2 separate regions of the Mus musculus genome follow, and region 1 is linked to region 2. The links are chromatin loops, found by intact Hi-C in ENCODE. Cell type or tissue: left cerebral cortex. All regions are shown on one strand. Each heading gives the region's core, and the rest is flanking DNA. Links, peaks and the distances in the headings are about the cores only. Region 1 holds the start of Bend4 (BEN domain containing 4). Region 2 holds the start of Slc30a9 (solute carrier family 30 (zinc transporter), member 9).

Region 1 (15,873 bases), core at 2,909-10,908, 110 kb after region 2:
GGTATTAAAAAATAATTGTTGTGAGGCTATGCCAGTGCCTGGCAAACACAGAAGTGGATGCTCACAGTCATCTATTGGATGGGACACAGGGCCCCCAATGGAGAAGCTAGAGAAAGCACACAAGGAGCTAAAGGGATCTGCAACCCTATAGGTGGAACAACATAATGAACTAACCTGTACCCCGGAGTTTGTGTCTCTAGCTGCATATGTAGCAGAAGATGGCCTAGTCGGCCATCACTGGGAAGAGAGGCCCCTTGGTCTTGCAAACTTTATATGCCCCAGTACAGGAGAAGGCCAGGCCAAGAAAGTGGGAGTGGGTGGGTAGGGGAGCAGGGTGGGGAGAAGGTATAGGGGACTTTCGGGATAGCATTTGAAATGTAAATGAAGAAAATATCTAATAAAAATTTTAAAAAATACTTGTTAATAGGCAGCTGAGATTTGTCAGTGATTTCTTCTGAGAGGTGCGACAGAGAGGGTATGGTTTGCAATTGTTGGCAGGTCAGGTTAACATGGGATCTTTATATCTATCCTCACGAGCATGTTTGATTACAGCTTGACTGTGAGCTCGATTGGCGTCCCTCCCCTGACGTCCTCTCCACTGAGGAACTGCCCCAGGCACTGCTTCATATTCCTGGTCCCAGTAGCTCATTCACTCACTCAGAAGCTTCTTTAAAAGATTTACTTACGTATTTTATGTATATGACTGCTGTATTTGCATGTATGCTTGCATGACAGAAGAAGGCATAATCAGATCCCATTACAGGTAGTTGTGAGCCACCATGTGGTTGCTAACTCAGGACCTTTGGAAGAGCAGCCAGTGTTCTTAACCACTGAGCCACCTCTCTAGCCCATGCAGCTTCTTAAGCTGTTTTCACCTCTTATCAAAACATCAAAAAAAAAAAAAAAAAAAAGGACAAACTTCCAAATGTCTATCGTGATGATCTGATACAAAAGGAAAATTGCCAATGTGGGCTCCTTAGTGTGAGCTGTCTCCCATCTGAAAGAACCTCGGACCACCTACAGCTTCTGGCTGTCCACACTTCACCAGCAATACATAAATAACGCTGGTGGAAAGCCCTCCCCAACCTCTTTAGGGTTAGATCTAACACCTTCCCTTCCCCTAGGACCATCCAAGCCAAGCACTTTTCCTTGTGGGCTACCGGGCTCACCCTCTTTAATTCACTTCCGCTCCAGGTATAAAGGCTTTTCAGGGAAGAAAATGAAGCCCCCGTGCTCCTGGCAGTACCTTCAGGAGAACCTGAAGACACTTAGTCAACTGATCTCAACCTTCCTTCTTCCATCTGCTGACTGCGGATGTTGCTTTCTCCTTTGTGCCTATCCGTCCTGGGTGTCCTGCCACAAACTGACTGTCAGATGGAGCAGACTCTACAAAACAGCCCCAGGTCTTCCTATGGGAATGCACTGTCTCTAGGACAAGTGCAGAGCTACTGCCTGAAAACACACAGGTAACCAGCCTCTCACTAACTGTACTTTTCTTCAGGTGGGTGTCTAAGGGCATATTCTTCCTGAAAATACTGTCACCAAGAGTCAAGAATGGAGTCTTGAATGAGTCTCTCATTTGTTGTTCATCCAGAGACTAGGAAGAAGGCAAGATGGCAGTACTTCCCCTTCTCTTTGGTCAAGTTTCCATCTTCAGGTGACACGTTCAATCTCTTTCCTGAGATAGCGATCACATTCGACGACAGGTAACCACCAATCAGCTTGGGTGTCCTGTCCCCCCCCCCCCTACTCCTTTTTATCTGTGCATAATTCATAGCCTGATTCTTCATGTGTATTGCTGGGCTTCCACAGACATGGTGAGAGGGACTCACACAGCCCACGAAAGCCTCATGCTTGGTATGTAGTTGAAGATGCCCTAGAATGCCTTATCCTCCTGCTCTGTCTCAGTGTTGGGACTGATGTGTGCCACCAAGCCCAGCTCTCCATTCATAAAGAATGCAATTTGAGTTCTGTGTAAATGGCAATTAGTTCAAGGTTCATAGAGAGTTGCTCCTAAGGCCGGGGTAGCCACAGTAACTCTAGTGATCATTAGACCACTGACTTTCAGCCAGTGTCATTCGATATCTGATCATCAAGAGTGCTTAAGAAATTGTATCATTTTTCACCTTTCTGGATGTCCAGACAGTGACTAGTGGAAGGCCACCAATGAGTTATCCCTGACACCAGCATCTGGCCTGACTGAACCCCAAATTTATGATATGCCAAGAACACTGCCACATATTGAGGACCAGGAATAAGTCACGTTCTGACATTTGTGTCACCTCTTCCCACACCCAGGATGAGGCTCAGGAGGAAGGCTCCCAGTGGCTATTAAGCCAGCAGGAGCCTGATGTTCTAAACCTATGGGACAGCAGCACCTGGCCTGGCTGAGCCATAAGCATACCCATGGGGACACACTGAGAGTGGCTGGCATTGGCCTCTGCAGCCACTCATGACACTATTTTCTGTCCCCTGAGAAACAGCAAGGCAAGACAAACGCTTAGAGGTAAACTTAAGAATGAGTGGAGCCTAGCTGCAGGCCGGCAGAGGTGCAAACTCAGCACATTAGCTGAGACCACCTTTCCCTGACTGGGGGAGACAAGGAACAGTGTGGTTCCACACAGCCTCCTGGGTTCTCCCAGGATGTTTCCTGTAGGCACGACAGCCTGCTTGGAAGAGCATCCCGACTCCCCTGACCCCATATTTACTTCTTGTCTCTTCTTCCAAGACCAACACGCTGAGCCAGACTCCACAATGTTCTGAGCCAAATTTCGGCTCCATTTGGAAAAGACCTTTAACGAAAGATGGGAAACAGCTTAATTTTTAATTTGGCAACTTGTATGTGTGTGTGTGTGTGTGTGTGTGTGTGTGTGTGTGTGTGTGTGTGTATGTGTGTGTGTGTGTGTGTGTTTGAGACAGGTTTCAATTAACTCAAGCTGGCCTCACACTTCTGTAGCAGAGGATGACCTTGGACTCCTGTTCCTCTTGGCTCCGCCTTCCAAGTTCTGGTACTACAGATATGGGCCACCTCACCTGGCTCTGTTGGGCAAATCATAATAGCCATTTCTGGTTTTCTGTCCTATGTGTCCCAACAAACAGAGACTTTCTTCTATTATTTCTAGATGAGCTACCATTTATATGGTACACTGGCACACACCCACACACCCCAGGCTTAAACAGAAGATATCACTTCTATTTATATATTTTATCAGTCTTAAAACTCCAGAAATTCTTATGCTTTGAATGTATGAATATAGCTATTTGAGTGCAGATAGTGGGGCTGTGGCCCTGACTTTATCATCTTTGGGGGGGGGGGGGTGTCACATGATTAAAACAGCTCAGAGATCTTGTTCTAGCTAACAATTCTGCTGTCAATGTAAGTCCCTCATACACAGGAACAAACTCAAAGATACAAGTCAAATTAATACTTTTCTTTTTTTTTTCAAAAATTTTAAATGATTTTTACTTCATGTGCATTGGTGTTGCCTGCATCTATATCTGTATAAGGGTGTTGGAGCCCCTGGAACTGGAGTTATACAGAGTTGTGAGCTGCCATGCCATGTGGATGCTGGGACTGAACCTAGGCCCTCTGGAGGAGCAGCCAGGGCTCTTGACTGCTGATGCATCTCTCCAGCACCCATGCACTTTTGTTAATAGCAGAGGAAAAACCACTCATAACAAAAACTCAGGTCATGGCCGGGCGTGGTGGCCCACGCCTTTAATCCCAGCACTCACTCGGGAGGCAGAGGCAGGCGGATTTCTAAGTTCGAGGCCAGCCTGGTCTACAAAGTGAGTTCCAGGACAGCCAGGGCTATACAGAGAAACCCTGTCTCGAAACAAAAAATTAACAAACAAACAGACAAACAAACTCAGGTCTTGTCCTAAGAAAACTCCAACTCTAATCCTGTGAAAATGGAGGATGTTTGAGAGGACTGCCTCAGACCAGGGCCACAAACAATTTAGGGCCAGCTAAATTAACAGTTTATCTTTGATCTCCTAGTTTGCAATGTCTAAATTAACTCTACACGGAGGGGCTTACATGCTGAATCAATTCCATGCTGAAACTTAGCAAAGGAGGCCAAGGAGAGGCGTGGACAGAATAGATCATGTTCTTTTGCTCAGCGCTGAATCCTGCTAATGCAAAGATGGATTTGTTCGCATTTGTACCTGGGGACACAGATGCCATATTTAAATACAGGCCACTTGTAAAGGGCTCTCAGCCTCGTAACAGTAAATGCACATCAATGTAAGGCATCACACATAGGAATTACTTACACACCAATAGAGACATCCTGCATGAGGACTGTGGCCTTCAGGGCTTAACCCAAGAACAGGAAGCTAACACAGACAAGTTAGCTCTTGCCCTGGAATTCCTGCCTGGACCGGGCAAGCCAAGGACATCTTACACGTTTTACGCTTTTTCAAGTTTTCAACATCCTGGCTCCACCGCCATCACTAAAGCCAAACCCACGTACGCACAGAGGTACGGATTGGAGTTGCCGCTGTCTTCATACAGTGTGAACACATACCTGGGATGCTCTCTAATTTTCTTCTGAGCTCTTCATTTTCTTGTTGCAACGAGATAACCTCCTGCTCCAGCTCCTGGCATCGAGGGCAGTAGCCTTCTTCTTCCTCTTCCTCTTCCTCCTCCGGCAGCGTAGAGGAGGATGGGTGACCGTGAGACTCAGATGTTGCCGGAGAGGTCCAGCCACCTAAGGTGTGCACCGGGGAGGCTGAGAGAGGGTCCACATCAGCCAGGTGGCCATACTCACTGGCTGATGAGGTGTTTGGAGTCGGGAAGCTCCCCGAGAGCAGATAATTTTGGAGAGAGTCAGTGAACACTCTCAAAAAGGCAGAAGTTTGTTGCTTTCTTTGCATATATTGCATTTCTATGTCTATGTTGTCAGAGGTCTGACTCTGGACCCCTTTCACAATGTGACACTGGTCCTGTCTTTCATTATAACTAGAGCCTTCCTGCTTGACGCAAGAAATCATGGATTGAGAGTGGTTGGAGTCCAGAAGTTTTCCTCCACAGTTTAAGAGACTAAGAACACGACTGCACTGTTGGGCAAAGGCATCCAGGATCATCCGGCTCTCTGGAATGGAAGAAGAGAGATATCAGTGACCAACAGCCAGGCGTGGAAGGAGCAAGGGCCTCCATTTTCAACTTAACCTCATAACACAAAAGGCGCAGTGAAGCCACCCGAGAAATGACGCATAGCTCCCTGCTGTTCTGTGACCAGTGGGGGCCCCAGCCCCTTATTCTGAGAGAAGCCTGGGACCCAGATGAAGATATCCCTCTCTGGTCTGCACAGGTCTGAACTTACACCCTTGGCTTCATTAATATCCTCACTCTAATGAATCGAGCCAGCCACTGCAGACTCAATTCCTCATTGATAGGAGGCCTTACTGCAATCATTACTGCTATTTCTGGAGTGCCCTCTTGCCCTTGCTATTCATCAGCTGATACAATCCCTGCCACAACCACGCAGCTCCCAGATGCAAACTGGAGCAGAGAGATAAGTCCTTGGGAAGAGCTCACTAGAAATCCAAGGTAACACCGAGGGCTCTATAGACAAAGGATGAGCATGAAACGAAACTGTCACCAACACCTGGGCTCAACAGCCTTCCTACTCTGGAATGCTCGCTGAGGTCAGGGTTTAGAGAGACGCAGCAGCGCTGTCTGAAAATGGCTTGTTTCTCTTCTCAGAGCCATTTGCACTGGACTGTCAAGTCTCCTAAAAGGGGAAAAGGCATGGGTGGGGACCACAAAGCCCACATACCTGAACTCTACACAAACTGTCAAGCAGTGGAAAGTAAAAAACAAAGAGAAACCAATCAACTTGCTACAAAGACAAAGAAAAAAACTCTCTCCCACAAAGCAGGATGTTTGATTGATCACACCATGAACCCTGTGACTGTGTTATTTACTGGAAAAAAAAAACCTGTTTCTAGTTGTGGTGTGTCTCAGCCTTAGCATGCACTTTTAATCCCTCTGGCTGGAATACAGACACACCCTTAGTACACATCTTTAATGAATGTAAGTCCATAGAAGGAAGCAGCCGTGTTTGAAAAGTGATGTCTAATTGGCAGACAAAGTGACAAATCAGAGAAAGGTTTGGCAGACTAGCATCTGCCCAACTCTCAAAAGAGCACAGAGAGAAAAAGAGAAGAGGAGGCAGTTTTCCTGGGCTGGTTGTATGGAGACAGGCTGCACAGAGAGAACAAGCTAGACACAGGAGAAGACAGAACGAGCAAGGGAATGAGAAGGAGCCAGATTAGAACACATGGTTAGAGCTGGTTGGGACCAACCAGAGCAATTCAGGAGAAGGCCAGAGATGCCATATGGAGTTAGCGTTGAGCCAGAACAGCAGAGGTGAACCAGCTAACTAGAGATGAGAAAGAACAAGAAAAGGTGAGCTTATTCAGCAGCAAGTCTCAGAGGCTGGAAACATTCTAGGCTCAGATTAGATTGTACAGAACCTAGAAACTTCCAGGACTAGATCTAGGTAGCAGACTGAAGCAGTTAGCCTCAGAGACGAGTATCTTACACTTCCAAATTCTGAAAGCATTACTTAGTGTAGTCCAAAGTCATCTTAAATATGAGCACAAGTGGTTGCCTCTCCTCCCGCTCACCACCATGTAGAAACAGCTCTCACTAGTACAGAGTGACACTTTTCAGGGCGTGTTCAGCAGGAGGAAGTTGCCTTACATTTCTTCTTCCCTTTACGAGATTAATGGTAACACTGGAGAACTCAGGTGCCAGAAACAATTGATGACAAAACTGTAGCTAGCTCCTGGCTTTCTCTGAAAACACTGGCTAGATACTTATGTTTTGTTTGGTCTGGGAAAGAAAAAAAGGATTCTTTTAAGTAAAACACGGTGAGATGAGGTCTTCTTTGGGGTAGAGATGACAGATGTAGTAAAAAATCCCCTAGAAAACTCAGCGTGTGTGATGAACAAAACCACAAGCCTAGCAGTCTGTGCTATCCATGAGCTGTGCTACAGAAGTACCGCCCCAGCTACACAGGAGACCAAACAGGAGGATCATTTAAACACAGGAGTTGGGGACCAGCTTGGGCAGCACAGTGAGGCCCCTTCTCAGAAAACATGGTGGGGGGGGGGTAGGGAGGAGGGGCAATAACACAAGGCAGAGACAGACACTGAACTTCTGTCTGAAACTCAGTGTCTACCATGGTTTGTTTCTTAGTGCATTTTAATGAAGTAGGTACTAGTGAAGTAGGTATTGGGGGAAGATCCAAGTGTCCTGGTTCAATTACTTAATTGAAAGACATAAAGAAATTCTAGCAGTGCCCCCAGTATGCAGAAGTATCTATTCCCCCAAGTCTGTACAATGCTACCATTCTGGGGAATTCTGAGCCCAAACTCTTCTCTGTCTAGGAGAGGACTATAGACTACACTGGGGTGGGAGAATCAGGTGATTACAGGGTCTCAAATATTACCCACTGAGGGATGGGGAGACAGAGCAATTGGTAAAGTGGCTGTCACACACACAAACTTGGATCCAGGCTCCATCTCCAGCACCCATAAGAGATGGATGTAGGTCCATGTTTGTAATCCCATCCCTGGGAGACAGAAGGGTTACTCTGGGGCTCTCGGGCTGCCAGGCAGCCAGCCAGCCAGGCAGCCAGCCTAGCCTAATCGGTTAGACCCTGTCTAAAAACAAGGTAAAGGCTGGAGAGGTGACTTCTAGGTGAAGAGCCTGATGTACAAGCACAGGGATCTACGTTCCATTCCAAGCACCTATAGAAAATAACAGGGGGCCGGGGGCCAACAAATGACCATAATACCAGCCTTGGGGAGGCAGAGACAGGAAGCCACTTGGCACTTGCTGGCTAGCCAGTATAGCTAACCAGCCAGCTCCAGGTCTACTGAGGGACCCCATCTCAAGAAAATGGGGTGACTGTGTAAGAACTGCTTGACTCAAAAGGCCCCATGCCTTAGCTATTGGCAGTTGATAGCGCATGGAGCATGCCTTTTTGGTGGGGTGCCCATGCTCAGAGTGCACTGCCACACCCCCACGTATATACGCATGGTGCTAAATGGGACCTCGTGGGTTGTTAGAAAAGAAGACATCAAGTTGGGAGATGCTCCTGTGGGTCAGGAGGCAGGGAGGAGCTAGCAGGGAGAAATGAGGGATACATGTGATCATATTTGTTGTTTCTATTATTATTATTATTATTCCTATGAATTCTCAAACATAAAGAACAGGATGGGCAATTGAGGAAGTCACCCAACGTTGACCTCTGGCCTCCACTCCCCCGGTCATCCCCCAACCCCCACAACACAGAACCTTTTGTTTTCATAGCGTTTTCAGGTTTAGTCAAGGCAGGGGGTGAAAACAAGACCACCTCTGAGAGGCTAAAGTTCTGGGGAATGCTTTTTTCTTGGTACATTTCCTGACTTTCTCTTCTTAAAAAAAAATCTGTGTGCTGAGGGATGTGCACCACATGTTCTGTAAATGTCAGGCTAACCTCAGGGGTCAGCACCTTCTATCGTTTCGGAACACTGTCATCACTGCATATCCCAGCCTTGCCTATCAACACCCAGAAAGTCTGTTTCCTTCTCCTACCTTGCTATACAGGGGTGCTGGGGTTTCATGCTTGTGCTACAGCGTTTAGCTCTACACACTTGCAAGGCAAGCAGTTTACCCACTGAACCCTCTCTCCAGACTACACCCTGATCTGGGGAGCAATACCACCCTAGTCTTCCTTAGATTATCTCGTGACAAGGTCAAGACCTAGGAATCTTTCCACAGACCTCTCTGAAGGCCTAGGCTGGTCCCCTCTCACTTGGAATATCTAGCCAAATAAATACACCATGGGGCCAGAGCTCAGGAGTGTGGACCATCTCAGTGAAGATACACCAGGGTTGGCAGAGAACATGATGGCTCAGCACAAACCCCTGAACTCAAGCCTGATCACTGATGAAGGTGATCACTGATGAAGGTGATCACTGATGAAGGTGATCACTGATGAGGGTGATCACTGATGAGGGTGATCACTGATGAAGGTGATCACTGATGAGGGTGATCACTGATGAAGGTGATCACTGATGAAGGTGATCACTGATGAAGGTGATCACTGATGAAGGTGATCACTGATGAAGGTGATCACTGATGAAGGTGATCACTGATGAAGGTGATCACTGATGAAGGTGATCACTGATGAAGGTGATCACTGATGAAGGTGATCACTGATGAAGGCCCAGAGTCCTATAGATCCTTGGGAGCCATTTCTTTACTGAACGGCACAAGTGGAGAGGTGTCTCACTCTTGCTATTTTACTTCCTTGGTTTTGTTCTTTTATTAGTAAAATCAAAGGACGGTATTGATCGGGGATGTTCACCTCTACCACAAGAGCGGTTTTCATTCTGTTTAATCCTATAATCCCACACAAGACCTTACGTTGTATTTACTGTTTGCATTTTAATCATCGAGGCTCCAATTGATTTACACCCCATACCCCCCCCTACCATAACCTTGACAAAAAGGGAGGAATACAAAAGGAAAGGCTAAGACAGAACCTTCTAGAAAGAGCTGCTCAAGTACATTTGTTCAGGGTCCTACAATACACTGAGCAGTTTTAACCATATTGATGAATCACATTATAGCATGGATTTTTAAGGGGGAAAAAAATCTGACTTAGGGACAAGCGTGATTTGTTTTCTTAATTGAAGGATAAACTCATAACATGCTGAGAAAAAAATCATTATGTAATATACTACATTATGAAGATAATCTATTAAAGTGCACTCAGAAAAATCAGAGAATGGCGGGGGGATCACAGAACAGTTGTTTTTGCCTGCAGAGCTACACAGGCAGATTTTTAAATGATTCTGAATTTGCTCTCAGAACCAATCTATAGGAAAATGGCGATTGTAAACAGTTAAGGTCGAATTTTCCCTGTTTTCAAAACCTTGACCTATCTGGACAGTATATCTTAACATCAACATACAGAAGAGTGTAATAAAAATATTAGCATTGCACTTAGAGGGAGGGGGGCCTCTTAACTCGTATGCTCCACAACCAGCAACACTTCAACTTCTGGACAGCCCTACTGTCAGAAACCCACGTGCTGTGCAGTCCCTTACCACTAAGAAACGGACAAAAGTTCTGTCCCTGGGAATGCAACCCGATGGCTGCTGGCCCTGGAGTCTTCACTGAGTTTTCATTTTTTTTTTAACTGTTTTTTTTTTTTTTTAAATCTCTCGTCATAGAGCGTCTCACATTCAGGAAACATAAAGTCAACCATCTACAAACAGACTTTTAAAGGCTGCCTATCCCTAACGTCTCACAATGTTAATAAATCCCAATTCCAACGCCCTCTGGATGACCACTTAGCATGCTTTACAGCTCGGCCTACTGGGAGATAAGAGCAGGCTGTGAACTGTGCCCACCCTGACTCTAAAGGCCTAAACTCACGGTGATGATTATTTTTTTTAATTAAGATTTCCATTTCTTGAGATCTTTCTGCACTTGTGGTTTTAATCCATCCTCAAGCTGTGCCCGGGAGGAGGATGGGAGGCAGGCTATCGCACACACTGCCTCTTCTCGTCTCTAACGGCCTTCTTTGTAGGGAAAGCTGTGCACAGACTGTGCCCATCACGGCCGATCCCTCAGAGAATTCCGCCTCTGCGAGGGAGATCACAGCACTGAAGATTAGTGGTAACCTTTTGATTTTAGCTCAGCCAAGGGTAAAATACATTAATATTAAAAATGTAGAAGCAGGAAAAATTTTTTTAGTGACCTATTCTGTAGCCACATCTATCAAAGGACTTCCAACTAGTTCAAAATAGAGGGTTCCCTTAAAATGTAACCTCTTTTTAGGAGGACTTTACGGCATGGTACAGGAGACATAAGTTAGAAAATTAGATTGTCTTGGAAAACATGACCAGCATCTTAAATCAATGAAGGATGCCTTAAAAAAGACCAATTTTTTTTTCCATAATGGCAAACATCAACACAGCAAAACAGAATGCAATTTTTCTAAATAAATAAATCAATGATGTGTCAAAAATTAACAGATGAGTTAATATTCTCGGAGCCACCAAAAGCAGGTGGTGCTTCCTAATATGCATCCTGCTCAGTCAATCCCTGAATATTTTCTGGACCATCGGTATATAAAATAGGATGCTGCTATTTGTGATGGCAAACAAAAGCAATCATGCCTGCCAAGCACATAGTATAACAGGCAGCATTTCAGCTCTGCTAGACAGAAAGTAATTAGAATGCTTTTAATGTCCAAAAGAATGATGCTGATAGGCTGCCACAGATGTGTAGATTTATGAATATTTATATGGTGGTTTATGGCTGACACTTTTATCAGTTGAAGAAGATAAAATATCTGCCTGACTCAAAAGCTTGACAGTCAGGTTAATAAAATCTCATTAAAGAGAATGACCTATGCAATTATATAGGATTTATTGTAATTCATTTTTGATTGTACTCTGCTTAAAGATGCAATTTCCCATTTCCTGATGCCAAATTTAGGCTGCGTATCAAGATCTACGTGGGTTTTAACTCTAAGCCTCCCACAGAGGAAAAATATGCTTTTTAAACCATGGTGTATTACCCCTTTTAAGGAAAATTATACTCTTCATGAGACTTTATAAGAATGTTGAAAAAAATCTATTTTTAATCACATATTTCTTCTCCCAATGGCTTGTAGCATTTAATGGCAAATAAGACTCACTCCAACCCTTTCATCTTTTCAGCATATTTACCCTGGACAGTCAGTCATCTCCTCTACGCAGAGCTCATTTACCACAATGCTGTTTGACTATTTCCAGCTGACAAGGTGGCCTGAACACTCAGCACAATTACTCTGCTGAGAGAGAAGGCAACAGGCAGAGCCCCACCTGCCCCACCCCCAGGCGGTTAAAAGGCCCAGTCGAGCAGAGAAGCTCATTGGCTCAAAGTGGCACCATTAGTTCCTCAAAGAACCAATCAGCTCTTCAGGTGGCTGTCCCTCTGATGGCTACTCACATGGCTGTGCCTGTTGAGAGATGGTCTGCTCATTAGTGATTAATATTACCTTAGTTCTGTGGCTTCCCCCTCTACATCCAGAACATTCTCCAGGACACAGGGAAGAAACCTACTGTCCAGTTCCCATCTTTCCAACAAACACCACTAGGTGGGCATCCAGAGCCCCATACACACACAAGAAAAGCCCCAACCAGAACAGCCTTGAGAAAACTGGTAATAAGTTTGAAGGCAAAAAAAAAAAAAAAAAAAAAAAGAAGAAGAAGGAGCCGTCCTATCCTTAGATTCAGCAACAATGGCTTCTAACTTGTGACAGAGACAAACCAAAATAGGAAATTGGGAAAAAATACCCAGGGGAGGAGAAAACAGACCCCCAAAAATTCCAAATGAAGGAAAGACGGCAGAGTAACTTCCAGAACAAGAGCAGCCATGGGAAGAATGGTGAGAAACTGAGGCTGAGAGAAATAACCCGGTGAGTGTCAGGGAAGAGCAACCTCCGGATGCAAATAGTAAGGAGGGGTAGGACCATAGTATTCTGGAGAAAGTCAAAGACTGAACCGCAATAGCTTGAAGGAAGTGCTTTATCAAGGGCTGAACCAAGAAGGTAAAGGGTTGGTCCCCAAAGAGTTGGCTGGAACCAACATTATACAAGAGTGCAAAATATGGGAAAAGGGAAAAGGACTCACACTACTGGAAAGCAACATACAAAAGCAAAAAAAAAAAAAAACCAAAAAAAAACAAAAAACAAAAAAAAAAACACAAAACGCCAAGCAGGGGTAACAGACACAGCCAAGAAGTAGCAGGGGAGCCCCCAAAACAAGTTCCAAGCAAGACCCTGTTTCAAAACCAAAAGCCAACGGAACATGAAAGCAGAGAAGAGCCCAACAATGAATATAAAAACACAACACAATGGGATATGAGGGCAAAGGCAACAGAGGAAAAAAAACATCCCAGAAATAGTAAGGAAGCCCACGTAAGAACTCCAATTCAGAATCGCTAACATCTCCAAATCATTGGGGAGACGACAGAAACAAGGCTTCACTATAACCTGTAATTAGATTTTCTTTCTCCAAACCAATCCTTCACATGTCAAAATATTGACAAACAGCAGAGCTCTTAGCATAGGCATCTATAACTCCTTCAGAGACAATGCCCATCTATTGTCACTAGGAAGAAAAAAAAAATCCAACACAAAGTCTTAGATTCGCTGACAATCTGAATCTAGGAGGCTCTTAAGTGCCCTGAAAGGCCTGAGCAGGTTCTGATGAGCCCATAAACGTGGCTGTGTGTCCTTCCCTCAGGAGCTGAGACTGGGTGCAGGCCTTGCTCAGTGCTCGCTCACATTCCCTAGAGGAGATAAAATCTCGACCTCTGGGTAGGTGATCCCATGGAGACTCATTGACATAGAAACCAGGGTCTCAAGGACAGGGTGGGTGGGGATTTTAACTCTGCTCTGTGGATGCTCCTGTGCAGCGACCCCTTGCCCACGCCAAAAAATCTTCACTCCCCACCCCACAACCCAGAGCAGCAGAACCGCGGATAAAGCTAGGGGGACTGTGCGCCATGGACACCGGAGCGCACAGAGAACAAGAAACCCAGAGACCCCAGGAGGAGCCCAAGTGGTCCAGGTCTGCCCTACTGGGGCCGGGATCTTCAAAGGTCAGCTCCCCCCACTCCCCCAGGCAAAGAACCTCCGAGAAGGACAAGTAGACCTCGGGCGGGCGGGCAGGCGGGAAAGGGAAGTGTGGCGTGGGGGAAAAAGTGAAGTGGCCGGGAATAAAATGGGCGTCTCCTCGGAGTGGCCTCAGCCCGCTGTCCCGGGGCCTGTCCCCTCCCCAGCTCCCCGCCCAGGGCCTGCTCTCTTCACAGGCTCTCCCGCTGCCCTCCCGGGTGCTCGCCAGGAGCCCGCACCCCACAGCCACCTGTTAAGGCGCGCGCGCCGTCGGAAGCTCGGGTCACCGCGGCGCCCCGGAATCTTCCAGAAGTTACTACTGCCCGAGCGTAGCACGCTCCCGAGGCCCACGGGGACCACGGGGACAGCGCGCACAGCCTCTCCGGACCCCCCGATTCCCACGCCCTCCCCCCCTCCACGCCACCTTCGGAGCTCCGCAAAGTTGCGGCCCGGGAGTCTGTACCTGCACTGAGCTCCAGGCTGGCGCCGTCGCTACCCGCGCCGCTGCTGCAAGCGCCGGTCGCCGGGCCAGGGCCGTACCTGACGACGGCGGCGAAGGACGACGACGACGAGGCGGCGGGGGCCGCGAGCGGCGGAGGCGGCGGCGGCGGTGGCGCCGGAGTCCTGGGATGGCCCGGGGGCGCGGCGGGTGTGCAGGACGGCGACGACGACGAGGCGGCGGCGGCGGCGGGGGCCCGGCCTGACCCGGCCGGGTAGGACGGCTGCGTCGGGAACGGCGGCGGCTCGCTGCTGCTGATGGGCACGGCGGCGAGCGAGGCGAAGGGCGGCGGCGGCGGCGGCGGCGGCAGCGGGGACGGCCGCGCGGGCGACAGCTCGAGCAGAGAGGGTCTGTCGTAGCGCTTGGCCAGCGCCGGCCGCCGGCTGGGGAACGTCTTGAGGACGCTGTAGGGGCCGCGCTGCTTGTAGATGCGGGGCGCGCTGGGCCCCTCCTCCGCCGCCTGCATCTCGGGCTCCATGCCGAGTCTGAGGCCCTGCCCGCCCCGCGCGCGGCTCCGGAGGTGGCTCGGCCGCCCGGCCGCCTGCTCTACCCCGGCGCGCGCCGGCGGGAAGGCGTGTGTCTGCGCCGTGGCCGCCGCCGCCGCCGCTGCCTGTCGCCGAGCCTGGCATCTCCGAGCCCCCGCGCGGGGGGCTGCCGCCCAGCGCTGATTGACAGCCCGCCTCGCCAATGCCTGGAGGGAGAAAGGAGGTAAGGAGCAAGTGTTTAGGGTAATATCTGCTAATGATGATGGGGGCGGGGCGGGGCCTGGGCCCGGGCGGCCCGCGCGATCGGCGCTTCGGACAGGGTCGTGGGGGGAGGTGGGGAGGGGGAGCCCGTGGCCCGAGGGGACCCGGTGGGGGAACGGAACCTGGAGGGCGTCCCGGTGGGGACAGGTGGAAGAGGTGGCGTCCCGGCTCTCTCGGCTGTGGACGTGAGGCGGCAGCGGTTGTCCGCAGGGTCCGAGCTTTGGAAAGGAGTTCCCGGCGCCCTCCTGCGTGACCTCCCAACTCTCGGAGTGCACGAAGGGGGTGGTACCTAGAAGTTAGGGCGGGGTCGCCAGAGTGCAAGGGTGGGACAGCAAGTTCTTCTAGAAGGAAGCTACACCTCCCTCCCCCCGCCCCCCTCCCGAAAAAGAACATCTCGAAGGACTTGGCACAGGCCGCTGGGAGGTTTGTCCTGCCTTAGGGTCTTGCTGTCCCAGGTCTGGCGGCCGAACCAGAAAGCACTCAGGGCCTAGTGCTTCCATACTGTTTCGCTTGTTCTCCATAGGGAGCTGGGCGAGAGAGCACAGAGGCGCCATCATTTCTTTCCATTCTACAGATTTGAAAACTGAGGCTCTGAAAGACCAGATTTGAAAACTGAGGCTCTGAAAGACTAAAGGGAAATATGCAAATTCACGCAGAGGAGTTTGTGAGTGAATTGCACGGTTACATATAGGTCTTCAGAATGTAAAATAGCTGGTAGACAGTGCAATTCAAGGGAACAAAATGATCCCACGGTTCCCTTTGGGATGGTGACTGCTTTGAACATTATTATATTATCTATGCATATACGTTGCAAGACCAAAGTGGCCTGGGATCACCCTTTCCTTGCGTTGCTCATACTACCCGGCACCACCGGGCTAAGGATTCAGTGATGAAGATCTCAGTAATTTGCCGAAGCTGCCCCGTAAGGTTCTTCAAACACAAGGAAGGGTTC
Region 2 (15,873 bases), core at 2,694-10,693:
TGGGAAAGGAATAAAGGATATGAGTTCATTCTCAGAAAAAGCAAGGGTAAAAAGTTGCTAAAGCGACACGTGGTCTGTGCTACGGTGCAAGTTAATAATTCTTTTTTGTACCCTGACCTCTGATTGCAATTCACTTGTCAAAGACATGTGGGTTTAGTAATAATTCTTTGACATTTTATATTTGTAACTATTCAAAAGAACATTTAGCTCCACAATTTGAGCTTTCCTTTTGTTTCTTCTGTTTATTAGCCTCCTACTTGTGCCTCAGTTCTTCGGGAAGTCTTTTGGCTCCTTAAAGTTTCCTTCTGTTGCGCGTGGGACCATTGGATGCTTCAGTGGGTTTGTTCCTTAAGGAAACCAAAGCAGTCAGGCGTGTTTGCAGTTTCCCAGGCACAGCCAAGGCCTCATCTCCTAAAGGCGAAAGCAGGCCATGTTTTGGCTTCCCTTCTGCTCCTTCTAACAGAAAACAGGGCAGGAGTGAGATTGTCTTCCTTCAGTTTCTCTAGAACTATGTCCAAAAGTAGATGAGGCCTGGCTAAAATCAATACTAACACTGGCATGCTTTCAACTGCTTTATTATTATTATTATTATTATTATTATTATTATTATTATTATTATTATTATTTTGGTTTTTCGAGACAGGGTTTCTCTGCATAGCCCTGGCTGTCCTGGAACTCACTCTGTAGACCAGGTTGGCCTCGAACTCAGAAATCCGCCTGCCTCTGCCTCCCGAGTGCTGGGATTAAAGGCATGTGCCACCACCGCCTGGCTTTTTTTTTTTTTTTTTTTTTTTTTTTTTTAAATCAGCAAGCAGAAGAGTGATGTCAGCCAAGTGTTTCCAGTGACAAGAGGAGGAATGTTTGAGGTATCAGGACAAAGTAAAACAACTGAGGAATGTGTTTATGTTGTTGAAACAATCCCAGCAGTCAGGAAGCTGAGGTCAGGAGTTCCTGCCAGTTCAAAACCAAACTTAATGAACAAAAGAAAGGAGAGAGGGAATAACAGGAGATAAAGGGGTGGGGGTGAGGCCTAAGGTTTATTTATATTGAGAAGGAAGGGAAGTTGACCAGAAAATGAGGAAGTGCATTGAAAGTTCACTGTCTAGGGTAGAAGTCGGAGAGATTTCATAGAAATTTCATCTTTATCTTTCTCAAAGGAGGGTTAGATAGAAAAGGAGAATTAAAACTGTGTAGCTTTAAATTTCCATTCCTTTATTCACTACGCGCATACTCTATGCTATTACCTATAGTGAACACGTAGGGTAAGAAGATGAGAGAAACGCCCCCAAGTCTAAAGATGTTCACAGCACACAGGGGAGACATAGCTCTAACCTGCTTGACTAAGACTCTTAAGGAGGTCAGGAGGCACAAGCAGAGAGCTTTCTGTTTTCTACACTTGTCGTTTTTTCTTTTTTCTTTCTTTCTTTTTTTTTTTTTGTTTTTGTTTTTTGTTTTTTGTTTTTCGAGACAGGGTTTCTCTGTGTAGCCCTGGCTGTCCTGGAACTCACTCTGTAGACCAGGCTGGCCTGGAACTCAGAAATCCGCCTGCCTCTGCCTCCTGAGTGCTGGGATTAAAGGTGTGCGCCACCACTGCCAGGCTTGTCGTTTTTTTTCAAGCTGTAGCTCCTTTAGCTGTCAGCCCCTTAGTCATGAAAATTTTTATTCCAGGTACTTAATTTTAGTCCTCATATAAACTTCAGTTTTAGTTCAAAAACTCCCCATCTGGTCAGACTAGATCTGTGTTTCATCTCTTTGCAAATGCTCCATTGAGATCCTGTTTATGAAACAAAACACCTGTGCCCAGACTCCCCCACAAGCACATCCAGGAATGTTGAAGTCAGTGCATAAGAATAATCCTCTCTTGGCTCTGGACGTGGCTCAATGGGTCAATTGAATTGACTTGCTACATTAAGGCTGATGACATAAATCTGCTACCCAGGTTCCACATAAAAGCAGGAGATAAGTGTCACCACAAAGTTGTCCTTGGACCTTCACTTGTGTAAAATGGCACGTGCTCTCCCCATCGTGAACGCACACATGAATGAATAAAATGGGAAATAAGTCGGAGGGACTGGCAAGATGTTTCTGCAGATACGGCACATGTCACCACACATGATGAATGAAATAACCTGAGATCAATGCCGGGGCCCCACCTGGTAGGAAGAACTGACTCCCACAAGTTATTTTTCTGCCTTCCAAAGGCACACTGTACCATCTCACCTACACACATGTGCATATACATACACCTACATAAATGTGATTTTAAATATAAAAGGTAGAGATAGAGGAAGACACCGGATACCAACCTCTAGCCTCTGTACCATACACACATGCATATAATGCACATAGAATAACAAACCCTTTGCCTTCTCCTTGCCTTACAACATGCTTTTCAGAACATACATATTGGAGTGACAGAGGGCCTGAGTCTGATTTCATGTTCACATTCATGCTGACTAGAGACAAGTGTCTCAGCATCTCTGAAAAGTGGACGCAGGGATTAACAGTGTGGTTTGAAACAATATGAACAGTTTTTCACGTGCAAGAAAGGTTTGCTTAGACATAGAAAATGTCTCTGCACATACGCTCTATCTCTGCCTCTGGTTGTGTAGTGGCGACCAACACACCCTTAGTTGTGGTTTGACGGTCCTTTTATACAGCCATGTGTAAGCCTTTAAAAAATGTTCAGGTTGGTAAGGTCCTTCCACACTAATCCTGAAGGGGAGAAGAACACAATTCCCACGGATACATCTGTACTCAAAATTGGAAGCCTCGGGGCAGAACCATTCTCTTTATTTTGTAATGAATCATCTAAGTCCATTTTCCAGATAGATAGCCAGGCTTGTTTAATGAGTAGAACCATCATTGTCCCAGGACTAGACAGGATGAAACAAAGTTCAGCCAGCTAGATTCAAAGTGTCTGATAAGGGCAGCAACTTCCTTGGAAACATCTTGTAGAAATTATGGTGTATGAGAACCCTGAGTGGCACTTGGTCATTTTCCACTTCCGCTTTTGTCTGTCTGATAAAATAGTGCAATTTAAGCATCTGTTTATAACATACATTCTCAGTTTAGACCATCTAAAATCTTAATCACACACAGAATGTCTGAAAATGACCTAGAGGGACATGCTCACTTGGACCTGCATTCCAGAAAATACAGACTACAGTCACAAAGTCTTTTGAAATGCTTTACATTTTCTTCCAAAGAAAGGAACCACTGATTGAGAAAGTGAAAGGTGGCTGAGGAACAGTGAACTCAAAGGTTCACAGTGACTCCAGGTATATAGTGACTGCTGAGCTAGCCTGGGCTACAACGTGAGCCCCTGTCTCAAAACAAAATCCTTGTGCTGATTCTCATTAAGCTTTTATAAGCATATATTAATAATGTATAAAGGGTTTTTTGTGAGATTTTATATGCAGTGTATTGTGATCATATTTGCACACCTGTTCCTCTCTTGTCCTCTGCCCACCCCTGCCAATCCCTGTCATTTTCCCAGTGAGCTTTTCCATTCTGCTTTGATGTGCGTGTGCCTGTCTCTGTGAGTGCCATCTCATGAGTTTCATTAGGGTTGTTTACAGGTGAATGGGTGAAATTTTGCTTTCAAATGTCTCTCCCTTCCCCCATCAACCATTGTGTAGAAACTCTCAGGGGAGGGCAGGACCCCAGGAGCCCCTTCTCTTTCCCCAGACACAGTGTTGATGTGCCCAGTCTCCTGAGAGTAATCACAGCAAGTGTGAGTTCAAGAAGGCACCAACGATGTCATACTGGAAGTCCGTGTTTTCCACTACTTCCCTGCACTTCCTCTGGTTTTTACTTTTCATCCGCCCCTTTTTTCCAGAATGTTCCCTGGCCTTTGGAAGAAGTGATACAAATGTTTCAGTTTATGGCTAGGCATTCAACAGTCATTTATTCTCAGTTTTATTGATCAGTTAGGCGTTTCTGCAGTTACCATTGACCATTGCAAAAGAAAACAAACAAACAAACAAACAGCTGCTCTGTTCAAAGCTGACAGTAGCACTACTCTATGGGCACACACTTTAGAAGGCAATTTAACCAGAATAACCTATCCGTTTGTTGGGGTTCAGGAATTTGCCACACACACCATCGCAGTTAAGCAAGAATAGTTTATTGAACACACACCATAACACTGGATGCCTAGGTCCACAAGAAGGAAAAACCTAATTGTGGCACCAGTCTGCTCTCATAGTAGACTTTCTATAGGAAAAACAAACAAACAAACAAAAAAACAGGTACAGGCCGGGCATGGTGGCGCACGCCTTTAATCCCAGCACTTGGGAGGCAGAGGCAGGTGGATTTCTGAGTTCGAGGAAAGTCTGGTCTACAGAGCGCGTTCCAGGACAGCCAGGGCTGCACAGAGAAACCCTGTCTCGAAACAAACAAACAAACAAACAAACAAAACAAAACAAAACAAAACCCAAAAAACAAGGTACAGAAGTTTAAAGGGCAAGGAAGGCTCACGAGGCAAAGTATATCAGCTGATGGGTCCTGAGTAAGGTAAGGAAAGTGTCGGGATGCATGGTGAACAGGGGAATTTCAGGACATCGAGATAACAGAGCATGAGTGTTATAACTTTTTAGCTTATTAGAAGCATTCTTCACTGTCAGCCACAAAAACCACAGTGAGCTCATATGTAGGTGCAGGAAGGGCTGTCCGGTGGTCAGCTCTAACTCAAGCCGTTTTACACAGAACAGTTCGTGTTGACCTTTGATTTGATGGAATTTCTTAAGATTAGCAAACCTCATACATAACATTCAGAACATACAGGACAAAACCATGGTTATGTGGTCAGCATGTTCTTGAGCCAAGTCACTTCTTGGTCAGTGAGTGGCAGGCATGTTAGAGTAGTAATATAACTGGCAAGCATGGAACAAAATGGCTACAGTTATGGGGGAAGGGGTGTCAGACCATAATATATTTATCCAAATAGCTGCAATAGCCTTTTACTAGAGACCACAACCTTGTTAGCCATGGGCTTTTGACCTGCTTAACCTTACCAGAGGTGGATTCCCTCCTGTGAAGGGAGCCTCAAGTCCACTCAAAGTGGTGGGTTTCCTCCCCATTTACTGATTTGCACTCATTTTCTTTATTTTTTTATTAGATATTTTCTTTATATACATTTCAAATGATATCCCGAAAGTTCCCTATACCTTCCCTCGGCCCTGTGCACTCATTTTCCATTTAAAATTTTATTTTACAGTACTTTCACTAAGCGATTTAAATTAATCTTTAAAACAACTGGACATGCATCCCATTCTATTTATCTGGCCAGACAGGTATTGACTTAGCCCCTGGAATATAGTAGTATACGTATACTGCACAGGATCCAGTGTCCATATAGCTATTCTCTATTCCGGGGGGACAATAATTTCAGTAGTGGTATTTTGAAGAAAAGTGTACAGGGTAACTATTTAAAAATGAGAACCACGTTAATTATAATTAGGGTGGTGAAAGAAGGCTTAAGCTAAGAACTGAATGAACCTGACATGGTAATGGTTAAAACAGGCGAATGTGTTCAGGTTTCTTTCTCTCTGGGACCAGGCTGTTTGAAAAACTGCTCCATCTTCGCGTACACATAGTACCGCGACTTCAAATTTTATGCACGCCTCTAATTTTGTTATACTACGACCGAGAAGCGGAGGTTGAGTGATCAGCAAGGTGACCACGGTGTTGGACAGAGCGGTGCCGAGGGTTCAAAAGGAAAGGGGACAGAGGCTTAAACCCTGCCTTCTCCTCCTGCTTCCCACGCCCCGGCGGCGCTTCGTAAGACTGTCTCCCGGGACACGACACGGACTCACAAATGCCCAGCACAGTCGGCAGCGCACACCGTCCTGGCCCGGTGCTGGCCAGAAGCACCGCCCACCCCGCCCCCGCTGGCATATTCCGTCACTTCCGCTGTCGCGCCACACCCCCATGACTTCCGGGTCGCCGAGGCCGCCGGCCGCGGCGCACACATCCGTGCTCGCCGGGGTCCGGTCTATGGAGTCAGTTGGCGCGGCAGGCGGCTCGGAGGCAGGAGGTGGTGTCCGAGTGGGGGCCTCTGCCCCGCCAGGATGTTTCCGGGCTTGGCCGCCGCCGCCGCGGCGCACAGGTGCAGCTGGGCGGCGCTGTGCAGGCTCGGTGGCGGCCGGGCAGCGACCCGCGGCCGCAGCCAGGGTGAGTGACGGACCGGTGGAGGCCGCGCCTGGCCTCGGCAGTTGGCCCGCCCGCTTGCCCTTCTCCAACCCAGACAGAGCCTGCCGGTCTCGCAAGGTCCTCACAGGTGTCCCCGCGAGCCGCGGCTACCGGGGAGCGGCCAACCCGCGTAGGGACACCCTGAGGCGGACCTCCAGACCCGGAGGTCTTAGGGCACATCGCGGTGACCCAGGGTGACCCAAACAGGCCGTGGGAAATGGCGGATTCCACCAGCTTGGAGGGTCCCCTTGGGCCGCCGCCGCAGTTCTGTTGCTGCTTAGGTTGAGTGAGGTACTCCTGCGCTACACTTTTTCTTAGTGCCATCCCGTTTTCTTAAATCTCCCTAAATCAAAGTGGATGTCACATACGGATCTTAAGGTGAGGGCTTCTCACAGTTATCGAATGGGCATAGTCTGGGGGACAGGAAACCCACCGAAGTTTGCGGTTATATCGAACAATCCTTTTGGTGACAAAAGTGTCTCCTGAAACTGTACATAAATAACCCTGGGCGCAGGGTGGGATTGAGAGTTTTCATCTTCGTCAGCATTGCTTTCTCAGTCAGATTCAAGTTATTGGAGAGTTTCTAAAGTAGCATCAAACGTGTAAGTCCTGTTTCTGTTCACCTCCCTTGTTCCCGTAGCTTGACACGGAGGACTGCTAGCAGAGCCCAGGAGAGGACAGGACCAAATCCACCGCTAACCCGAGCCCCTCAGGTTCTTGGGATTTGCAAAGAGTGGTTACAGAAACGTTTCTCAAACATTCACAGTCACCCTTCAAAAACTTGGATCGGAAGGCAAAAGCTGCAGCCATTCAGGTTTTTTGATAAAAGCGGTCACACACTCCTGTGCTGGGCAGATAAAGTAGAATATATTCATACCGTATTAAAAGCTGGTTTCTAAGGTTGCAAAAGAATTGATTGCAATACACTGTTTTAGTTTGTTGTTAATGACAGAATACTGTAGCTAGTTTTCCCATGGTGGCGGTATGCCACTTATGAACAGAATGGGCCCTCTGTTTAAAACTCCAAATAAACTTCAACATATTACACAGAAATATATATACATATAGTGGCTGTTAAATGTTGTCCAAAGTGCCCCTTCAGTGTTGGTGAGGTGAGTTGCAGTAGTGTAATTTGTAATTCTTATTCTGGGTAGCTGTCACTGGGCCTAAAATGCTGGGCTCTTTGTCCCATTCTCTGTAGCTCAGATAGTAATTAGTCTCTTCATTTAGGACTACTTTGCAGAGTTCTTTTAGGATGTTTATTACTACAAAAAATTTAGTGTTTTTAACACTTAACACCTTTTTAAATTTGAAACATCACCTTGGTGGAAGTTTTGTTACGGTATTTGAAAGAGCAATCAAAACTATGGTTAAATTTAAAAATCATTTGGAGAAAGTGTGCTATTTAAGTTGGATGCATATTACAAGAAAAACTATTTGAAGCTTTTTGTCTTGTTTTTGTTTGTTTGTTTATGTTTTGGGGGAGAGGGAGTTGGGGATCCAAAGCCAGATGATTTTCTTTGAGAAGAAATAAAGTTTAGTTTCTTCTTCTAGAATGCTTACCTGTCTAATGAAGTCTTCTCAGGGATAAACAGAGGCGGCCAGGTATGGCAGTCCATGCCTTTAGTTCTAGCAGAGGCAGGAGGATTTCTGAGTTTGAGGCCATCCTGATCCACAGAATGAGTCCCAAGACAGCCAGAGCCACACAGAAAAACTTCATCTCAAAAAACCAAAATGACACTAAAGAGTAAACAGGAGGAACCCATTGACTGATACAAATACATAAAAATGAGAAACCTCTGTGAAGTCAAAGAAGAAAGACAGTATTCAAGAGCCTGGCCACAGCATGTAGTTTTGCACTGTGTGGTAGACTTATTTTTAAAAGTAAAAATAGTATACTTTAGCTAGTATATATTCTGGCATATAATTTTTAAAAAAATGTTAAGGTGTCTCCCATTTTGTGTTGTCTTCAGAATGCAGTGTGTATTTCACACAGCCCATCACAGTCTGGACTAAGCATACTCAATATGGCGGTAGGATAGCATATCCAACAATGCAGCAATGGGCAGAGGAGATGGTTGAATGTTGATGAATAACATGCAGAGAGCATGGTCTACAGACATTAAAATGTTTGTTTTTAAACATATATATTTAAAGGATTTCACTGCTGTCTATCTTGCATTGGCTAAGTTTACTCCTTTTTTTGTCGAAACATTTATTTGTTTGTGTGTGCACGCACATGTATGTTCCAGAATGTGTGTGCACAGAAGCCAACAGAGGGCGTGAATCACATGGGGCTATAATTATTGGCATATGCAGTACTTAGCTGCTAAGCCATATCTTTATCCTCTTAAGGTTTTCTACTGATGATATGATATTTTTTATGGGAGATGTAGGAACTCTCTTGTACTGATTGGCAGCAGAATTGAACACTGATTTATGAGGTAGTTATTCTCTGTGTAAAAGGAACCTTAAGAAGTTTGTGCCCTGTGACCTGACAATTGTAATGAAAATAATTTACAATAAATAAATACATACTGAAATGTGTATCTCAGTTCATTACTAATACATTGGAAGTTTATTTGTAGTTATAGTATTTGTATTATGTTAGATGCTTTTATTGATTTTATCTCCCTTCTCATCTTTTTGAGACAGGGTTTTAACATTTAACCTAGGCTGACCTCCATTTTGTGATCCTCCTGTCTCTATCTCTAAGTCTTGGAATTGCAGCTATTTTTACTTTTTCTTAGCAAATATTGAAGTAACTAAGCAAGACAGTAGAGCTATAATCCAAGTTGTAGCACAGGGAGTTGTCAGTGTGTGCTTTTGTTGCCTTTAAAAAAAAATAAAGTGAGAGATGGCCTTCTTTATGCTGTGTACTAAAACCATATAGGTCACATTCTCCTGGGCTGGGCCTCTCTATCTTGCTTACACCTCTGCTGGCTAGATGAGTAGGCAGGCTTTCCTGCAGCATTGGCTGGCAGAAGGGATGCCAGTAAACTGGGGCTCCTGAGTGTTCATATTGGCAGACTGTCACAATCTGATGGTGCTGTTAATAAGATCGCTCCTAAAATCAGTTCATGGTTTTAACATTTTTATATGTATGAATGTTTTGCCTGCATGTAGACCTGTGCATCACATGTGTGCAGTGCTCATGGAAGCCAGAAGAGAGTATGGGGTCCTCTGGAATTGGAGTTGCAGAAGATCGTTAGCTGCCTTGTGGGTGCGAGGAATTGAACCCAGGTCTCTGGAAGTCTCTTAACCACTGGGCCATCTCTTCAGTCCCCATTAAGATCTTTTTTTTCCTTTTAAGATTTATTTTATTTATATGAGTGCACTGTACCTGTCTTCAGACACACCAGAAGAGAGCATTGGATCCATTACAGGAGGTTGTGAGCCACCATGTGGTTGCTGGGATTTGAGTTCAGGACCCCTGGAAGAGCAGTCAGTGCTCTTAACTGCTGAGCCATCTCTCTAGCCTTCCATTAAGATTTTAATGAATTCTAGATAGCTTATTGGTAGTTATGTTTTTAGTTTCTATATGGTATACTTTCTGTGTTTTTTTGAGACAGGGTCTCTGCAGAGCCTTCGCTGTCCTGGAACTCACTAAGTAAATCAGACTGGCCTTGAACTCATAGATCTGCCTGCCTCTGCCTCCTGAATGCTGGGATTAAAAGCGTGCACCACCACACCTAGCCTATTGTACACATTTTTTTAAATATAGAAAATCAATTTTAAAATTACATATAATTCTGGTAGCTTATCAAGTATATTTTTTAGTGATTGAAACCATACTGAGTTAGACTCCCTTTTTCATGTAACTGTAACATGTAACTAGGAACTAGGAATTGTTCCTCATCTGGCAAGCAAAGGGTTTTTTTGTTTGTGTGTTTTGTTTTGTTATTCTCTCACATATTGTATCCCAACCACAGTTACCCATTCCTTTCCTTTCCTTCTCCTAGTCTCCACACCCAGACTTCCCCTCTCCCTCAGATCCACCTATCTTATGCCTCCCCTCAGAAAATAATAGGCCTCTCATGGACATCAACCAAACAGGACATAACAAGCTACAATAGGACCAGGCACATAGCATCACATCAAGACTGGACGAGGCAAGCCAGTAGAAGGGAAAGGGTCCCATGAGCAGCCCGAAGAGTCAGGGACAGCCTCCACTGCACTGTTCAGATTCCCACGTGAACACCAAGCTACTCAGATGCAGATAACATAGATGCAGAGGACCTAGGTCAGACCCTACTGGCTCCCTGCACTCTGTGAGTCCCCATGAGTCCCAGTTAGTTGATTCTGTGGAGCAGCCAGTATTAGCATTCTTAATCACAAAGCCATCCCTCCAGCTATTCAATTATTCAGTTTTTAATATGTCAGTGCTCTCAAATTTGGAGGGAAGAAACTACTGAAATACTTTTTTAGGTAAGGAGACTGATATGTAGACAGCAGGTTACAACCTTGGCTCAAGTCACAAAATTAGCCAGAAACTATCCCAGACCACAAGATGTCCTTTTTTGTTTATTTTAATGCAGATGAAACATACATAATAGACTGAATTGTCAGTTTGCAGGAAAGACAATAGATTGTTTATTGTTATATTTAGTTTCAAATGAAAGCCATATTTTCTCTGAAAGCTGAAGTCAATAAGTAGTAGATGACAAACTAGATTGGCAAGAGGGCAAGCAGTAAACAGTAGCAGTGGCTGTCAGGAGTCACAGAAGCAAAGTAAAAGCAGAGACTTGTGACTAGGCCCCTGATTGTCATGGCTAAACTGGTAACGTGCCAGAAGCTGCAACTTAGATGAAGCAGCCCTGATGATGCAGCCACGAGCAAGCCCTGTTCAGGCTGGTAGAGCAGTGAGTGCCAGACAAAAGACTAATGTTCCAGATGTAGCTGATTTTAGATGTCACCTTGAAGAAAGGGTGTTAAGATTAGGAAATAAGCTTTCCTACATTTCTGCCAGCTGGAGTTAATGAATTCAGCAATCCACCCTGCAAGTGATTGATTGTTTTCCATTGCTGGGTTAGAATTCTATTGGCTTCATTGAGTCCCATGTGGGCCCATGTAGTTTCTAGCCTATAAGCAGTTTTCAGTTGTGTATTAATGCTGAAGGTATGCTGAAAGCTGCTGATACCTAAAATACCATTAACATTCAAGACTAAGGGATGTTTCCAGACAGCTAGCAAGGGTAAAGTATTAGAAGGATTTGAAGAGACCTCTACTGGCCAGAAATAAGGCCATTTGAGCATTACTCAACTCAATGACTGGAATGGATTGAAATATACAGCAAATCGTACTGAAATCTGCACTTGTAATGATATCTGTAAACTAAAACCATGGCACCTCTGCAGTGTGCCAGGCGACACACTTACCATTTTGAGAGTTGGTGCATAAGAAGGAAGAGTTAAGGCCTGAGGCTAGACTTACACTGGATTCCTGAGTAACCTCAGAGCGGGATTTTCTGTGCAAAGGCATTCTGACTGAGTGAAGAAATAACCATATTAGAAGGCTACAGTTTTAAAGCTGCTCAGAGAGTAAAGGAGTGTAGCATTGAATAGCAGTAGACATTGTCATAAATAAAGGAAAAATTAGATACTAGATGAGTTTGGTCATGACCAAATCTGGGACCGAGAGCTCTGCTGCTGAGGTGTGATCCCAGTCCAGAATAAGCAGCCCTCAAAGAGACTTCATCTCTACTTCCAAGATTTTTCCTCATCAACTGAGTTCAGAAAAAGCCTTTACACCCACTGGCATGTGGGATACATAGGGTAGGTTAGACACTGCTATGGGAATTCAAGCAGTAAAGTTCAGACTGGAAAACTACCAGGGCAGAAATTCAGATGAACAGCTTAGCTTATTAATATTTAAAGCATTGAAATTTAAATATATTGTATAGCTTTAAAAATGGCTGGAAGAGATCTCAAGCACAGTATGTGGGCCTTGTTTGGGTCTGTCCACAAAGAAATGAAAAATTGTTTGTGACAAGTAGTTAAAGACTTTTTCTTTCTTTAGAAAGTTATTACTACTGTTGTTATTACTGTGTGGCTGTGTCTGGTGTGTGTGGAGGTATCAGAGTGTGCATGCCATGGCATTCGTGTGGAGGTTAGGGGACCACAGTCTCGAGTTGGTTCTTAGTGCTTTTCTCCATTGAGCCATCTCGTGTGCTTGGGTCCCTCCCTCCCTCCCTCCCTCCCTCTGGTCATGTCTTCCTCTCTCGGTGCTAAGGTTTACTGTTCAGATTTAGGGATGGGAGGAATGCTAAAATTTGAGGTTACAAACATTTGGCCCCAAATACACATTTTTGGATGTTTTTGAGGAAACAATACCTCTGTAGGCAATTTTGAGTTTGCCAGTATTGCTGAAAATTTTGTTTTGATTCTTAGTCAGCAGGAAAAGCAAACAAGGTCCCAGGTTTCAGGGCTTTTCATGAGCCCTTAATTTATCATCATTATCATCGTCAATTATTTTTAGTACAAGGTTTCACTGTGCAGCCTTGGCTGGCCTAGAATTTGTTATGTAGACCAGGCTGGCCTCACACTCACAGAGCTCCACCTGCCTCTGCTGGGAGTGCTGGGATTAATGTGTGTGCCACTGTCCCCTGCTCTCTGTGCCCTAATTTCCCTTTGTCTTGTCTTGTCTTTTCTTTTTTTTTTTTCTTTTTTAAAGATTTACTTATGTATGTGAGTACACTGTGGCTGTCTTCAGACACACCAGAAGAGGGCATCAGATCCCATTACAGATGGTTGTGAGACACCATGTGGTTGCTGGAAATTGAACTCAGGATCTGTAAAAGAACAGTCAGTGCTCTTAACCTCTGAGCCATCTCTCTAGCCCTCCCTTTATATGTTCTTCGTCTTCCTATTTTGCCTCAAGAATAGCAGTGGCTACAGTGAAGAAGACAGGTTTGGTATGTCACATGTTTTGTGTGCAGGAATTCTCTACTGTTATTTTTCTCACTTAGCTTTTAGGAATAGATGCACATAACCAAGGCCACATCGGACGCTCAGCAATTTGCCAGATAGACTAAAAAATACATTGACAGCAGGAAGTTCCCCAAATAAATGGTCAGCCTGAGCTTGACTGAGTTTTTCTGTCTCCTTGAACTCCTCATGCTTCCCAGTTACCTGCAGTGCTCACAGAGACTTATTCCTGCCAGGGTCTCTGAGCTTTTCTCTATTTTACAAACCCTCTTCCTGTAGGTGACATACATCAGTTAGTGTTTTGGAGATTCAGTTTTCAGCAGTTGGACATCGTACCCCTCTGCCCCAATGGTGCTGAGGATGGTCCTGTCACCAAGCTGTGTCCCCTAACCAAGTGTCAGCCCTGCAGTGCTCATTCACTCTTGAAAAACGGAATTGTCTCTAATGACATGGTTGGTTTCATATAAAACCTGAGGAAGTATAGATTCTGTCTCAATAGTTCTTGAGTCCTTTGAGAAACTGGAAACCTGAGTACACAGTAATACATAAAAAGTCAGGAGGAGAAGTTTATCTTTCTGTCACTTGAGCACAACTGTGGAGTCTCGTTTCCTTCTGTGTTGGTCCAAAAAACCACTGTCAACCAGTATGCAACAGCTAAGGTGCTTTGTGTCTCCCATCCTCTCAATTAAAGGTTCCATAGAGGGCTGGAGAAATGGCTCAGAGGTTAAGAGCACTGGCTGTTCTTCCAGTGATCCTGAGTTCAATTCCCAGCAACCCCACCAGTAATGGGCAGCTCACAACCATCTGTAATGGGATCTGATGCCCTCTTCTGGTGTGTCTGAAGACAGCGACATGTGCTAATATACATTAAATAAATAATAAATAACTAAAAATAATTTTAAAAGGAAATGTAAAAAAATCAGACAACAGGGATGGCTACTAATAGGATTTCCTTTTTTGTTTGTTTGTTTAAAGACATCTTTTTTAGAAGACTTATTTATATGTATTTTGTGTATGTGCACACTTTGTCTGCATGTATATCTGCACTCCAGAAGAGGGCACCAGGTGAGAGCCTTCATGCTTTCATGTTGGTGCTGGGAATTGAACTTAGGACCTTCAGAAGAGCAGTGAGTGCTCTTAACTACTGAGCCATCTCACCAGTTCCAGGTTCATTTATTGATTGTTACATGACAGGACCTAATCTCCAGCTTGTGAGAAGACATGGGATAATTTTAAGTAGGAAGCCCTTTTGGTTGTCTCATACCCAGATTCTGCTATTCTAAAAATACGTTATAGCAGCTTTTTTTTTTTAAATGCGACCAGCATAAAAAATAAGAGAGTATCTGTTATGTACTATATACTATCTTTTGAAATAACTGAATATGAATGTTTGGTTGAGTTCATACATATTTTTGAAGTTTGTATATCAATATAAATATAGGGGAGAAATTGAAATATTAGATTCCTATATTACTAAGGAAATTCAAGCATGTGATTGGTTAAATGTTTAAAGTTAAAGTGACTTTTTTCTCTTAGGATGGAAGAATGTAATGACATTTGAAAGCTTTACATATGTGGTTCCCGACATTCACCCACATTTATCTATTATAAATCAAGTCAAGTTGTACTCTACGAATGTCCAGAAAGGAGGGCAGGGCTCACAGACTCCAAAAGCTGACAAAGTCCCATCACTTACACAAACAGGTATGTATAAACTTGCTGAATGTTTTTAAATTTTTCTTGTACATTGGGGAAATGTAAAGTTATTTACTTCTTTAATAATATGCCTGTAAAACCGTCTGGGCTGGAATGAGTGTATGTGTGTGTGTGTGGGGGGGGGGTGGCATAGCAAATAAGAATGTCTCAAACAGATGGAAGGTGAGGACCAATTTCTGAGATTATTCGGCCTCCACACACACTTGGGCACACATGTCTGCACTCACAGATACAAACAAGCATGCATACATGTGCACACATAGAGACTTCAGTTTGTTTGCATGAAGTTTGTAAGCGTTGTTTACTCTGTTGTTTGTGGTTCCTTTCCTAATGGTGTTTCCATACTTTTTAAACCTTGCTAGGGCTTCATGTTCTGTCACAAAATTTGGTCTCTATGATTCTGGTGTGAAGCTTGTCTTAAGTTTTGTTTTGGTTTACCATTTGAAAAGTTTTTCTAAGTGGTCCCATGTATTTAAAAATGTGTGTAGCTTGATTTCTTGCGTCAGAGTTTATATATGTATAGATCTATTTAGTACTTTAATTTTTTTTTAAGTACTAAAAGTAAAGTAGCTGGCCTTAAACTTCCTATATGGCCTATAACTTCCATGTTTATAGGGAAGTTATATATTCTATTACTACTTCAAAGGCCAGAGATAATTAATGTTTAAGGTCCTTTGGTAAATACAAAGACCTTAGAATGCCTTAACTCTGACAAATTGTTCTCAACTGATGTGCTATTTACTGGCTAATATTTCATATCTATTTAATTCTGTAGAACATATACATTAGTGTTTTTTTGCTTTTTTTGTTGTTGTTATTTTTTTATTCCTTTCTTTTGAACCTAGGGCCTCACACATTATCATCATCATCATCATCATCATCATCATCATCATCATTATTATTATTATTGTGTGTGTGTGTGTGTGCACACGTACATGCATGCACATGTGAAGCTCAGAGGACAATTTTGTGAAGTTGGCACTGCTTCCATGTTTGTGTGGGTGTGCATCATCAGACTTACAGGAAAAGTGCCTTT

What was found. A loop is a pair of places that touch in the nucleus more often than their neighbours do. Peaks named below come from ENCODE experiments on the same cell type or tissue, not always from the same donor. Only the 100,000 strongest peaks of a DNase experiment are listed, where the experiment ranks them.
Region 1: a loop joins it to region 2, with 4 times the contacts of the local background. A loop is called at or near these places in 2 of 42 quality-filtered maps.

The regions. Positions count from the first base shown.
Region 1 is chr5:67,412,927-67,428,799 of GRCm38, forward strand. Bend4 (BEN domain containing 4) reads right to left here and starts at 14,873. Exons shown (of 5, transcript NM_001164806.1): 1 at 14,140-14,873; 2 at 4,530-5,096. The coding sequence starts at 14,653. Gm33345 (a long non-coding RNA gene) reads left to right here. Exons shown (of 4, transcript XR_868469.3): 2 at 1,195-1,466; 3 at 1,595-1,706; 4 at 4,968-6,878. In left cerebral cortex, for the core only: no CTCF peak of the experiment used is centred there; a DNase peak (open chromatin) is centred at 6,163.
Region 2 is chr5:67,301,021-67,316,893 of GRCm38, forward strand. It overlaps Slc30a9 (solute carrier family 30 (zinc transporter), member 9), which reads left to right and starts at 5,935. Exons shown (of 18, transcript NM_178651.4): 1 at 5,935-6,177; 2 at 14,658-14,825. The coding sequence starts at 6,075. RefSeq lists a cis regulatory region at 5,583-6,306. In left cerebral cortex, for the core only: a CTCF peak has its summit at 6,106; DNase peaks (open chromatin) are centred at 5,901 and 9,179; H3K4me3 peaks cover 2,173 bases; H3K27ac peaks cover 1,185 bases.